Regions from separate parts of the Homo sapiens genome. Here region 2 is linked to region 1. A link is a contact called in ENCODE Hi-C or POLR2A ChIA-PET data. All regions are on one chromosome and are shown on one strand. The core of a region is the stretch at or near the end of the contact, and the rest is flanking DNA. Distances in the headings are between cores, read along the strand shown.

The links. A loop is a pair of places that touch in the nucleus more often than their neighbours do. ChIA-PET counts read pairs that join two places held with the same protein, here RNA polymerase II (POLR2A). Pooled maps may share reads with other maps.
Region 2: a map of K562 shows a loop between it and region 1 (2.0-fold over the local background). The contact joins two enhancer-like sites. A Hi-C loop is called at or near these places in 9 of 168 maps with a recorded cell type or tissue (CD4-positive, alpha-beta memory T cell, CD8-positive, alpha-beta T cell, K562 and 5 more), 8 of 37 single-sample maps with no recorded cell type and 23 of 50 pooled maps. POLR2A ChIA-PET finds 5 or more read pairs at or near these places in 18 of 52 experiments (A549, B cell, BJ and 14 more).

What each region holds. Positions count from the first base shown.
Region 1 is chrX:49,147,555-49,152,968 of GRCh38, forward strand. It overlaps LOC105373195 (a long non-coding RNA gene), which reads right to left. Exons shown (of 3, transcript XR_007068230.1): 2 at 830-1,611. It also overlaps the pseudogene RN7SL262P. Among named protein-coding and RNA genes, the nearest start is that of MAGIX, 12 kb to the right of the region's middle. RefSeq lists cis regulatory regions at 445-595, 993-1,567, 1,036-1,536. Within about 2 kb of position 1,322, at least 3 of the 41 ENCODE cell types and tissues checked have a DNase peak (open chromatin) inside an H3K27ac peak, as active enhancers do.
Region 2 is chrX:49,190,385-49,196,556 of GRCh38, forward strand. SYP (synaptophysin) reads right to left here. Exons shown (of 7, transcript NM_003179.3): 4 at 3,782-3,977; 5 at 2,888-3,079; 6 at 1,049-1,379. The coding sequence ends at 1,053. Among named protein-coding and RNA genes, the nearest start is that of SYP-AS1, 5.4 kb to the right of the region's middle. RefSeq lists an enhancer at 779-848 and a cis regulatory region at 3,004-3,524. Within about 2 kb of position 1,312, at least 25 of the 41 ENCODE cell types and tissues checked have a DNase peak (open chromatin) inside an H3K27ac peak, as active enhancers do.

The sequences.
Region 1 (5,414 bases), core at 72-2,571:
GGCACTGTTTCTTGCCATGAATCCTTTGATGTTGGGTCGGACAGGACTTTAGGCGCCGACTTCCCTCAGTGGGTGAAGCGGGATTCTTCCTTGGCTGTCTGTCCCTTTGCCACTAGTACTGCTGCTGCCTGTCCTCTTAACCACTGTAGGGGGTCTAAAACCAGCTGTAACCAAGTGTCTATGTATGGAAAGTGGTCTGGGTTTTCTGGCTTACCAGTTACCTTGTGCCATACCTTTGAAACAAAGGACCTGTCTAGGCCTCCTTCTGATGGCCAACCCACTTCTAATGCTGGCTAATCTATCTCACTTAGGTCCTAAGTTTTCCTGGGGTCATAGTAACCCCATAATCTCCATTAAAACCTTTTTTGAAATTCTTTAACATAGTTCCTAATGGAGTGGTCTTACTTTGCGTCTCACCCATCTCCACCCCCACCCAAGACAAAAATGGCACTCACGACACAAGAAGGGAAAGGGTAAAGGGGTCACCCACTCTCCTCGGCAGTCACTGGCCGCTTCCCTCGCGGGAATCTCAGATCCTCTTAGCTTAAGCAGGCTGGTACCAGGCGCCAGCACGAACTGCCACTTAGCCATGTGAGGTATCCTACGGAACTGCAGCTTGGGGCTCAACGCTCACTTTGGATGGCGACCACTGTCCATCCTGTGCCCGTCTAAAACAAGCATTCACTCACTTTCACTTTCCTTTTTTTCAAACAAGCCAAGCCAAATCATAATCAAAACTGAGACCAAAGTGCCGATAAGGGCACACTGTGGGTGATCAGGCCACGCTTCCACTCAAATGGAGTGGGTAAGTTCCCAGGACTGGTCCTACCATATTCCAGATGTCCAGACTCCAAGTGCCAGTTCCTTCCTGGTGTTCAGCCGCTGCATTGATCCTCTGTGGGGGCCTGCCATGCACCGCTCTGACGAGGTGTTCCACGAGGGCAAATGCCTACCCGGGAGTGCTCTCAGGATCCGCGTTGCTCAAACTGGCCGGAGTCCCCTGCAGGGATGCTCCGCAGGGCAGGCCTAAGCCGCCTAAGGGGCTGCCTCGACCATCGTTAATCACCTCGCTTCCCGGTCAGGGAACCAAGAAATGTAAGGAAGAGGCTTTATTTGGTCAGGAGCGTTGGCAGACATGCGTCTCAAGAACGAAGCCCCCCTAAGAAAGAGTTCCTGGCCCTTTTAAGGGCTTACAACTCTAAGGGGTCCACGTGAAAGGGTCGTGATAGATTGAACAAGCATGGGGTACATGACTAGGTGGGGGTGGTGAGCAAGGCAAGTGTTTCTCCATACCATTGTCTGTGATATATAGATATCACAAGCGGTTAGGTTGTGGGTTAATCTTTAACCTACAGGCCTGGCCAGTGGTGCCGATCAGTCTGTTATTTTTCAGTTTTTACTTCCTCCTTTTCTTTGGAGACAGGGGACAGTAGGAGAAATGGCCTCTCTCCTCAATTTCAGCCACTCCCTTGTGGGAACTCCCTTACTGCTCATTTTTGAGAGATTCCAGCCATGGTTAGACAGGACAAAACACTCAGGCACATCATGGTCAAAAATCTTGAAATCCAAAGAGAATATCTTGCAAGCACAAATAGAAAAATGACCTGTCACCTATAAGGAAACTCCAATAAGATTAAGAGTTGACTTCTCATCAGAAACAAGAGAGCCCAGAAGACAGCTAAAATCATATTTAATGGTGAAAGACTGAATACCTTCCACCTAAGATCAGGAACAAAACAAGAGCGTCTGCTCTTGCTCCTTCTATTCAATATCATATTAGAAGTTCTAGCCACGGCAATTAGGCAAGAAAAAATAGGCATTCAGGGCCGGGTGCAGTAGCTTACGCCTGTAATCCCAGCACTTTGGGAGGCCGAAGCAGGTGGATCACGAGGTCCGGAGTTTGAGACCAGCCTGACCAACATGGTGAAACCCTGTCTCTACCAAAAATACAAAAATTAGCCAGGCATGGTGGTGCGCGCCTGTAATCCCAACTACTCAGGAGGCTGACACAGGAGAATTGCTTGAACCTAGGAGGCGGAGGTTGCAGTGAGCTGAGATCGCGCCATTGCACTCCAGCCTGGGCAATAGAGCAAGACTCCATCTCCAAAAAAAAAGGCTGGGCGCGGTGGCTCATGCCTGTAATCCCAGCACTTCAGGAGGCCGAGGCAGGCAGATCACAAGGTCAGGAGATTGAGACTATCCTGGCTAACACAGTGAAACCCCATCTCTACTAAAAATACAAAAAATTAGCCAGGTGTGGTGGCGGGTGGCTGTAGACCCAGCTACTCGGGAGGCTGAGGCAGGAGAATGGCATGAACCCGGGAGGCAGAGCTTGCAGTGAGCCGAGATTGCACCACTGCACTCCAACCTGGCGACAAATAAATAATTTTTTAAAAGTTAGCTCAAAATTGGCTGGGTGCGGTGGCTCACGCCTGTAACCCCAGCACTTTGGGAGGCTGAGGTGGGCAGATCATCTGAGGTCAGGAGTTCAAGACCAGCCTGGCCAACATGGTGAAGCCCCATCTCTGCTACAAATACAAAAATTAGCTGGTGTGGTGGCGCATGCCTGTGATCCCAGCTACTCAGGAGGCTGACGCAGGGGGAATTCCTTGAACCCAGGGAGGGGAGGTTGCAGTGAGCTGAGATCGTGCCACTGTACTCCAGCCTGGGTGACAGAGCAAGACTCTGTCTCATATATATATATATATACATATATACACACACACAATGTATTTATATATATATATGTATATACACATGCACAAATGGCCAATAAGCACAATGAAAAGATGCTTAAAATCTGTATTAATTTCTGATTGCTGCTCTAACAAATTACCATACATTTACTGGCTTGAAACAACACCACAAAATGTCTTACAGTTCTGTAGGGCAGAATTCTCATCAGGCTAATATCAAGGTGTCAGCAGGGCTGCCTTCCTTGTGGAGAATCTGTTTTCCTTGCCTTTTTAAGCTTCTACAGGTGGCCTGCATTCCTTGGTATGTGGCCATTTCCTCCATCTTTTTCTTTTTCTTTTCTTTTTTTTTTTTTTTGAGGCGGAGTCTCGCTCTGTCACCCAGGCTGGAGTGCAATGGCGTGATCTCGGCTCACTGCAAGCTCCGCCTCCCAGGTTCACGCCATTCTCCTGCCTCAGCCTCCCAAATAGCTGGGACTACAGGCGCCTGCCACCACGCCCGGCTAATTTTTTGTATTTTTAATAGAGACGGGGTTTCACTGTGGTCTCGATCTCCTGACCTCGTGATCTGCCCGCCTCGGCCTCCCAAAGTGCTGTGCTTACAGGCGTGAGCCACCGCGCCCGGCCACTTTTTCTTCTTTTTTTTTTCTTGAGATGGAGTTTCGCTTTTGTTGCCCATGCTGGAGTGCAATGGCGAGATCTCTGCTCACTGCAACCTCTGCCTCCTGGGTTCAAGCAATTCTCCTGCCTCACCTTCCCGAGTAGTTGGGATTACAGGCGTGTGCCACCGCCCGGCTAATTTTTGTATTTTTAGTAGAGACGGGGTTTCACCATGTTGGCCAGGCTGGTCTCAAACTCTTGACCTCAGGTGGTCCGCCCGCTAGCCACTGTGCCCGGCTAGCACTTCCTCCATCTTCAAATCTTTCTCTATCACCCCTGCTTCACATTTCCTTTTCATCCCTTGTCATATTTTCTTCACTGATTCTCCTGCATCCTCTTTTATTTTTAAGAACTCCTTTGACTATATTGCCCCCCTCAATAATCCAGGATAATCTCCCCATTTCAAGATCCTTAATCACATCTGCAATGTATCTTTTGCCATATAAGGTAACATATTCACAGGTTCTAGGGATTAGGAGGTGAACATCTTTGGGAGCTTATTGTTCTGCCTATCAAAACATTTATCTAAAGCATATAAAAACATAATTATTTATTAGGAAAATGCAAATCAACCATAATGAGATCCAACCTCACATCCACTAGGATGTTATATTAAAAAATACAGACAAGGGGCCAGGCACGGTGGCTCACACTTGTAATCCCAGCACTTTGGGAGGCTGAGGTGGGTAATCCCTTGAGGTCAGGAGTTTGAGACCAGCCTGGCCAAAATGGCAAAACCCCATCTCTACTAAAAATACAAAAATTAGCTGGGTGTGGTGGCACTCACCTGTAGTCCCAGGTACTTGGGAGGCTGAGGTGGGAGAATCGCTTGGACCCGGGAGGCAGAGGTTGCATTAAGGTGAGATCACACCACTGCACTCCAGTCTGGGCCGGAGCAAGACTCCATGTCAAAAAAATAAATACATAAAATACAGATAAGGCAGAGAGTGGTGGCTCATGCCTGTAATTCCAGCACTTTGCGAGGCTGAGGTGGGTGGATCATTTGAGGCCAGGAGATCTAGACTAGCCTGGCCAACATGGCAAAACCCTGTCTTTACTAAAAATACAATAAAAAAATAGCCAGGTGTGGGGATGCACACCTGTAATCCCAGCTACTGAGGAGACTGAGGTGCAAGAATCACTTGAACCCGGGAGGTGGAGGTTTTTTTTGCAGTGAGCCGAGATGGTGCCACTTCACTCCAGCCTGGGCAACAGATCGAGACCCTCTCTCAAAAAAATATATAGACAATAACAAGTGTTAGAGACGACTTGGAGAAATTGGGAACCTCATACATTGCTGGTGGGATTGTAAAATGTTGCAGTGACTTTGGAATATAGTTTAATAGCTCCTCAGAATGTTAAACTTACCCAACAATTCTACCCCTAGGTATATACTCAAGATAAATGAAAACATATGTCCACTCAAAAATTCATACACAAATGTTCAGGGCAGCATTATTTATAATAGCCAAAAAGTGGAAACAATCCAAATGTTCATTTACCAATGAATGTATAAATAAAATATGGTATGCCCATACAAGAAATATTAATTAGCAGTATAAAGGAGTGAGGTACTGGCACAGGCTACAACATAGAACTTCAAAAACATTGTGCCTTGGGAAGGAAATCACAAAAGACCACATATTGTATGATTCAATATTTAGGAAATGAGAATAAGCATATCCGTAGAGATAGTGTGTTAATGGTTGCCAAGGGCTGGAGAAGTAGAGCTAAAGGTTGTGGGGCAGACTCTGTGACCGTGCCTGCGGTCTCAACTACTCGGGAGTCTGAGGCAGGTGGCTCACTTGAGTCCAGGAGTTCGGGCTGTAGTGTGCTATGCTGATTGGGTGTTCACACTAACTTTGTCATCAATATGGTGACCTCTCAGGACTGGGCACCACCAGATTGCCTAAGGAGGGGTGAATCTACCCACGCTGGAAACAGCAGGTCAAAACTCCTGTGCTTCTCAGTAGTGGTATCGCAACTGTGAATAGCCACTGCACTCCAGCCTGGGCAACATAGCAAGATCCCATCTCTCTAAAAAAAGGCTATAGGGTTTAT
Region 2 (6,172 bases), core at 62-2,561, 43 kb after region 1:
GGCCAGGCTAGTCTCGAACTCCTGACCTCAGGTGATCTGCCCACCTTGGTCTCCCAAAGTGCTGGGATTACAGGCATGAGCCACCTCACCTGGCCTCTTTTCTTTCTTTCTTTTTTTCTTCCTTTCTTTCTTTCCATTTTTTTTTTTTTTTTGAGACAAGGTCTCGCTCTGTTGCCCAGGCTGGAGTGCAGTGGCAGGATCATAGCTCACGGCAGCCTCAACCTCCTGGGCTTAAGTGATCCTCCCACTTCAGCCTCCTGAGTAGATGGGTCCACAGATGCATGCCACCACGCCCGGCTAATTTTTGTATTTTTTGTAGAGGTGGGATTTCATCATGTTGCCCAGGCTGGTCTCGAACTCTTGGGCTCAAGCGGCCCGCCCGCCTCGGTCTCCCAAAGTGCTGAGATTACAGGCATGAGCCACCAAGCCCCGACCCTCACTTCTCTTTTAAGGCCCAGCAAGAAGGCCGGCAAACCTTTCCAGGACCCCACCCTATCCCTCTTCCTCCTTTGAAATTCCACACTACTTCCCTCCCCTCCAGCGTTGGGGAGAGGCGGCAGATCTATCCCCTCCTCCCGGATTGGTGAGCTCGTCTGACCTTCAAGATCCACGCCCATTTACCCTCACCATCTATTGGCCTTATCACCTATTGGCTTATCAGTCACTTCTAAGACCCACCTCCTCGTCGCTTCCGTGGCTCTTGCGCTCCGCTGATTCGCCACTGCGCAAGTCCCCCGATATTCCCTCCCTTTATTGGTTGCTCTGCTTCTCTCCCCCCGCCTTTCCGCCGAGTTGCCCTTCTACCTCCCTCCCATTGGCTCTTCATTCTGTCCATCTTGAAGCACCATTCTTCTTTTCTCCATTCATTAGCTAGTTTTTCAGCTCTTAGCAGGTAGTTCTGCCTCTTGATTGGCTCCTTCAAACTTCAGTCCTTACTTGCCCCAGTAAACGCCTTACGTACTCTCTACCCCTGACTCTTATTGGTTCACTGACCCGCTCGTCTCCTTCCTTGTACCCTCCTTGGCCGCACCGCTCGCCGGTCACTCACCAGACTACATCTGATTGGAGAAGGAGGTGGGTGCACCCTGCGGGCCGTAGCCTTGCTGCCCATAGTCGCCCTGAGGCCCGTAGCCACTGCCACCGCTGCCGGCTGGTTGACCATAGTCAGGCTGGTAGCCGCCCTGAGGCCCGTAGGAATCCTGGGGCCCGTACCCGCCGGGGCCCTGCCCGTAGCCTGCATCGCCGTAGGCGTCCCCGGGTGCCGGTTGTTTCTCGGGGGCGCCGGGAGGCGCGCGCAGGAACGGGGCGGCCCAGCCTGTCTCCTTAAACACGAACCACAGGTTGCCGACCCAGAGCACCAGGTTCAGGAAGCCGAACACCTGCAGGGAGACAAGGCTCGGCTGTGGTACCCCGCCCATTGCCTTGGCGGCCCTGCGTGCAGGAATGAGCATGCGGGGAATGAATCCGTAGGCTCCGCAAGGTGGGGGTTTCTGAAACCCAGACTCTCTGAGTCCCAGTGCGAGAACGTCGATGTGCAGAAAAATCACCTCTGGCGGGGTGGGCGTGTTAGAAGAATTTGGAGCCCTGGGGATGCTGCGATCTATCAGTATTACATATACAATTATTTACATATTTGCACATATACACATTATATACACATTTATGCATGTTTAAAATGTAAATTTGTAATATATTCATAGTAAAATGTAAGGATACAAACTTATTAAATATAGCTATACCACTAACATGCATCTAAATAAATGTAGATAAAATATATGTATAAGTGCACATGTATAAGATATATGAAACTTGCATAATTTTTTTTTTGAGATGGAGTTTCGCTCTTGTTGCCCAGGCGGGAGTGCAATGGCACGATCTCGGCTCACCACAACCTTCGCCTCCCGGGTTCAAGCAATTCTCCTGCCTCAGCCTCCCGAGTAGCTGGGATTACAGGCATGCACCACCACACCAGCTAATTTTGTATTTTTAGTAGAGATGGGGTTTCTCCATGTTGGTCAGGCTGGTCTTGAACTCCCGACCTCAGGTGATCTGCCCGCCTCGGCCTCCCATAGTGCTGGGATTACTGGCGTGAGCTACCGCACCCGGCCACATAAAGTAATTTTAAGACATAAAACACTTTCTGTACCTTTCCTTATATGCCAAGCCCTCTTCTAAGAGCTTTACATGTTATAAGCTCACTTAAAATTCAGTTTTGGGCAGGAAATACTATCTCCATTTTACAGTTGAGGAAACTGAGGCCCTAGAGGCTAAGTTACCTGAAGTCTCACATCCAGCAAGTGACAGGAAAGAAAAGTTGTAATCTTAGCATCTGTAACCCTTGTATACGACTTACCTTGTGCCAGGCCCTTTTCTGAGCACTCCGTATTCTTAGTTCAATAAATACTCAACTTTGGAGCAGGACCTATTATTAGTCTTCGATTATGCATGCTCAACTGAACCTTGAGAGGCTGTGACTAGTTTCAGGTCAGGGAGCTTGCAAGAGGTAGAGCTGGGATTTGAGCGCAGACAGTCTGACTCCAGCCAGTAGGGGGCATCCAAGTGGGGAAACATTTCAAGTTTTTCCTTCATTTTGCACATGAGGAAACTGAGGTCCCAAGAGGGTGCTGAGTTGCTTATTTTACATGTCTAGGCTGGGTCTGGGATCCAGGTCTCCCAAACCTGTCATGTTCCCCCTTTGGGGACAGTCTGTGGTGTCACAGTGGTTACAATTGCTAGCTCATCCTTCAACGTTGTTGTTGGCACGCGTTCTTCAGGGACACCCCTTGGATCTCCCCTGACTCTCCTCTTATTCTCCCACTCCACCACTCCCCATGCCGGACTGTACTGTTTTCCACTCTCCCTCCTCCAGCCAGCACCCAGGGCTTACCACCGAGGTGTTGAGTCCCGAGGTCACAGGGTCTCTCAGCTCCTTGCATGTGTTCCCTGTCTGGCGGCAGACAGGCATCTCCTTGATAATGTTCTCTGGGTCTGTGGCCATCTTCACATCTGACAGCCCCTTGGCCCATGCCGATGAGCTAACTAGCCACATGAAGGCGAACACAGCCGTGGCCAGAAAGTCCTAAGGCAGGCAGGGGTGAGGAAGACAGCACTGTGAGTGGACTGCTTCACGCTAGGCCCTGGGGCCTCCTCGGATCACAGGTCCCCCAGAAGAGGCCTGTCTCTCCCCTGCCTTTTCAGCTCTCAAGCCCACAACACTTTCACCTGAAGGTGGCCCTCCCAGCTTGAGCTTGTGTGTGTACATGACACAGAGGATGTGGGAGTGTGATTGTGATATGTGGCTGTGGGTGTTGGGGGGAGGGGAACTCTGGGATGATTTCCGAATCTGTGGAAAGTAATGTGTCTTTCTACTTTTGTCTGCATGTGGGAATTTTTGTCATTTTGTGTCTAGGCTGAGGGTATGTGAGTACAGTGGTGTAGGAATCAGTGTGTCTGTGTGGCATGATGACAGGCATGACTGTCACAGCGAACCTCTGTGGGCCTCTTCCTTTGATCTAGGCTGTGTAGTTGTGTGAGAGTGGGAAGGTTCTCAGGTGTGGGCCTGTCTGGGATTCTGCATAGGCTGTATGTCTCCGTGACTCTATGACTCTGTGTCCCGGATGCCTGGTGTGGATTAATAGCAGCAGCAACTATATGTGTGGCTGTTATGGTGGCTGTTTGCATGTGGGCCTGTCTGGGATTTGGTGTGGTCTGTGAGCATGGCTGTGTCCCTGGGGTTCCGTGTCCCCATGGTCCCTACATGCAAGTGGCTGTGGGGACTCACCAGCATGGGCCCTTTGTTATTCTCTCGGTACTTGTTCTGCAGGAAGATGTAGGTGGCCAGAGCCCCCATGGAGTAGAGGAAGGCAAACACGGCCACGGTGACAAAGAATTCGGCTGACGAGGAGTAGTCCCCAACTAAGAAGACCTTGGTGGTGCCCCCTCGGCAGGTGGGTGCATCAAAGTACACTTGGTGCAGCCTGCAAACAGAGGTGGGCAGGTGTGGCCCAGCCCCTCAGAACACCCTCAACCCTCCAGCCCAATCATGGGTCCCCCCATTTCTGACAAGGCCCCAGGAAGAGGAGGAAATAACCATTCATCGAGCACCTACTATGTACCAGTCACATTTCACTGATTGCTCAAAACATCCTGGTGAGATAGGTGTTATTCATCCCTCACTCCAACCCAAGCACTCTGGCCTCTTGATTATTTCTAGAACTTGCCAGGCATCCTCCCTCCCTAGGATCTTTGTTTGTACTGGCTGTTCCCTTTGCCAGGAATGCTTTTCCCCTAGATAGCTTCGGGTCTTACTCCCTCATCTCCTTTTTTTTTTTTTTTTTTTTTTTGAGATGGAGTCTTGCTCTGTCACCAGGCTGGAGTGCGGTGGCACAATCCCGGCTCACTGCAACCTCTGCCTCCCGGGTTCAAGCGATTCTCCTGCCTCAGCCTCCTGAGTAGCTGGGATTACAGGCATGCGCCGCTACGCCCAGCTAATTTTTGTACTTTTAATAGAGACGGGGTTTCACCGTGTTGGCCAGGATAGTCTTGATCTCTTGACCTTGTGATCTGCCCGCCTTGGCCTCCCAGAGTGCTGGGATTACAGGCGTGAGCCACTGCGCCCGGCCTCCCTCATCTCCTTGAAGCTTTGCTCAACTGTCACCTTCTCATTGAGACCTTCCCTGATCTCCCTACTTAAAATTAAATTGAAACATTCTCTCAACCAGCACTTCTTAGCCTGGCTTCCTTGCTCCACTTTTCTCGATAGTAGTGGTACCCATCTGACATACCAGGTATTTTTTTTTTTTTTAATCTTGGTTTTTGCTGTAACTACAAGAGGGCAGGGCTTTTTCCTGTGTTTTCACCTCCGTTTATCTCCAGGCCCTGGAACAGTGCTGGCACCTAGCAGACACTCAAGAAATGTTTATCAAATGAAATGTACAGAGGCGGAAACAGAGGCTCAGGGAAGTGCATTAACTTGCCTAAAGTCACACAGCTGGCAAGGGAATGTCAGAGTTGAGATCTGAACCTTGTTTTCTCCCTATCTCATGTTGACTTTTCTCCCCCACCCCAGTTCAGGTCCCCGAGAGAAAAAAATGTATGCATAGCAGAGGAGAGGCCAGCGACTAGATAACAGGAAAAGACAGACAGAAAGAAAGGAGGGTAAAGGGATCTTGGAACAGGGTGTGTGTATGTGAGGGAAGAGGGGAGGTGTCCTGGGACTAAGGCCTTTCCTGTGGTGTGATGGAGGAGAGGTGGGGGTTGTAGAGAGAAAATGTCTGTGGGAGAAGTTCTGGAGCACAGTCTCAGATTGGAGGCCAGGATCCTGAGACTGAGCAAATGGTGCCAATGCCTTTGTGTAGCAAAGGCCCTGAGGGAAGAGGCTTGCACTTATTAGTCACCTACTAAGCAGTTTACATAAATGTCTCATTAATGACAGCCTCCAGCAATTCTCTAAAGAAGGCATTATTAGACCCTTTTTACAGATGAATAAACAGAGGCTTAGCAAGGTTATTACTTGCCCAAGGTTGTACAGCTCCTAAATGATGGAGCTAGGAGTTGCATCTGGGTTTGAGTTTCTGTTTCTAGTGGGCTGGGTCAGGAGAGGGGGTCCCTAAGAGGGAATGAGAGGTCCTTGGGTATTAGGGCAGTTTGGGAGGGATTTTGCTCAGGGGGACCCAGGGCCAAGACTGTTTTTCTAGGGGACTTGTGGGCTAGAGCCTTAGGACCCAAAGTTCTAGACATGGGAGGCGTGGGGAGGGGGCACAGGGGATGGTTGTGGTCTTGTGGATCCCCAAAGGACTGGCTCTAAGCAGTGTCCCTTGCTGCCAGCTCCCCCTCCTTCCCCAGACTCTTTTCTCCCTTGCCTTTGTGGACCCATGGATACCTGGCTGCCCCTCTGCCTCTCAGGCCACACTTTCCCGGCATCTCCTCTCTTTTCCATCATTGCTCAGGGCCTGTGCTAGGTTTTCTTCTACTTTCACTCTTCCATCTCCCCACTGGGTGATCACTTGAGCCTACATTTACCCTCAGTACTCGAAGACCCCCAGTTTCCAACTCAACCCCTGTCCTCTTTCCTGAGTCCCTTAAATTTATTTTACTTATTGAACAGACACTGATGGAGCACTTATTGTGTGCCAGGCACTGTGCTAAGCACCTGATGAATATTAACTCATTG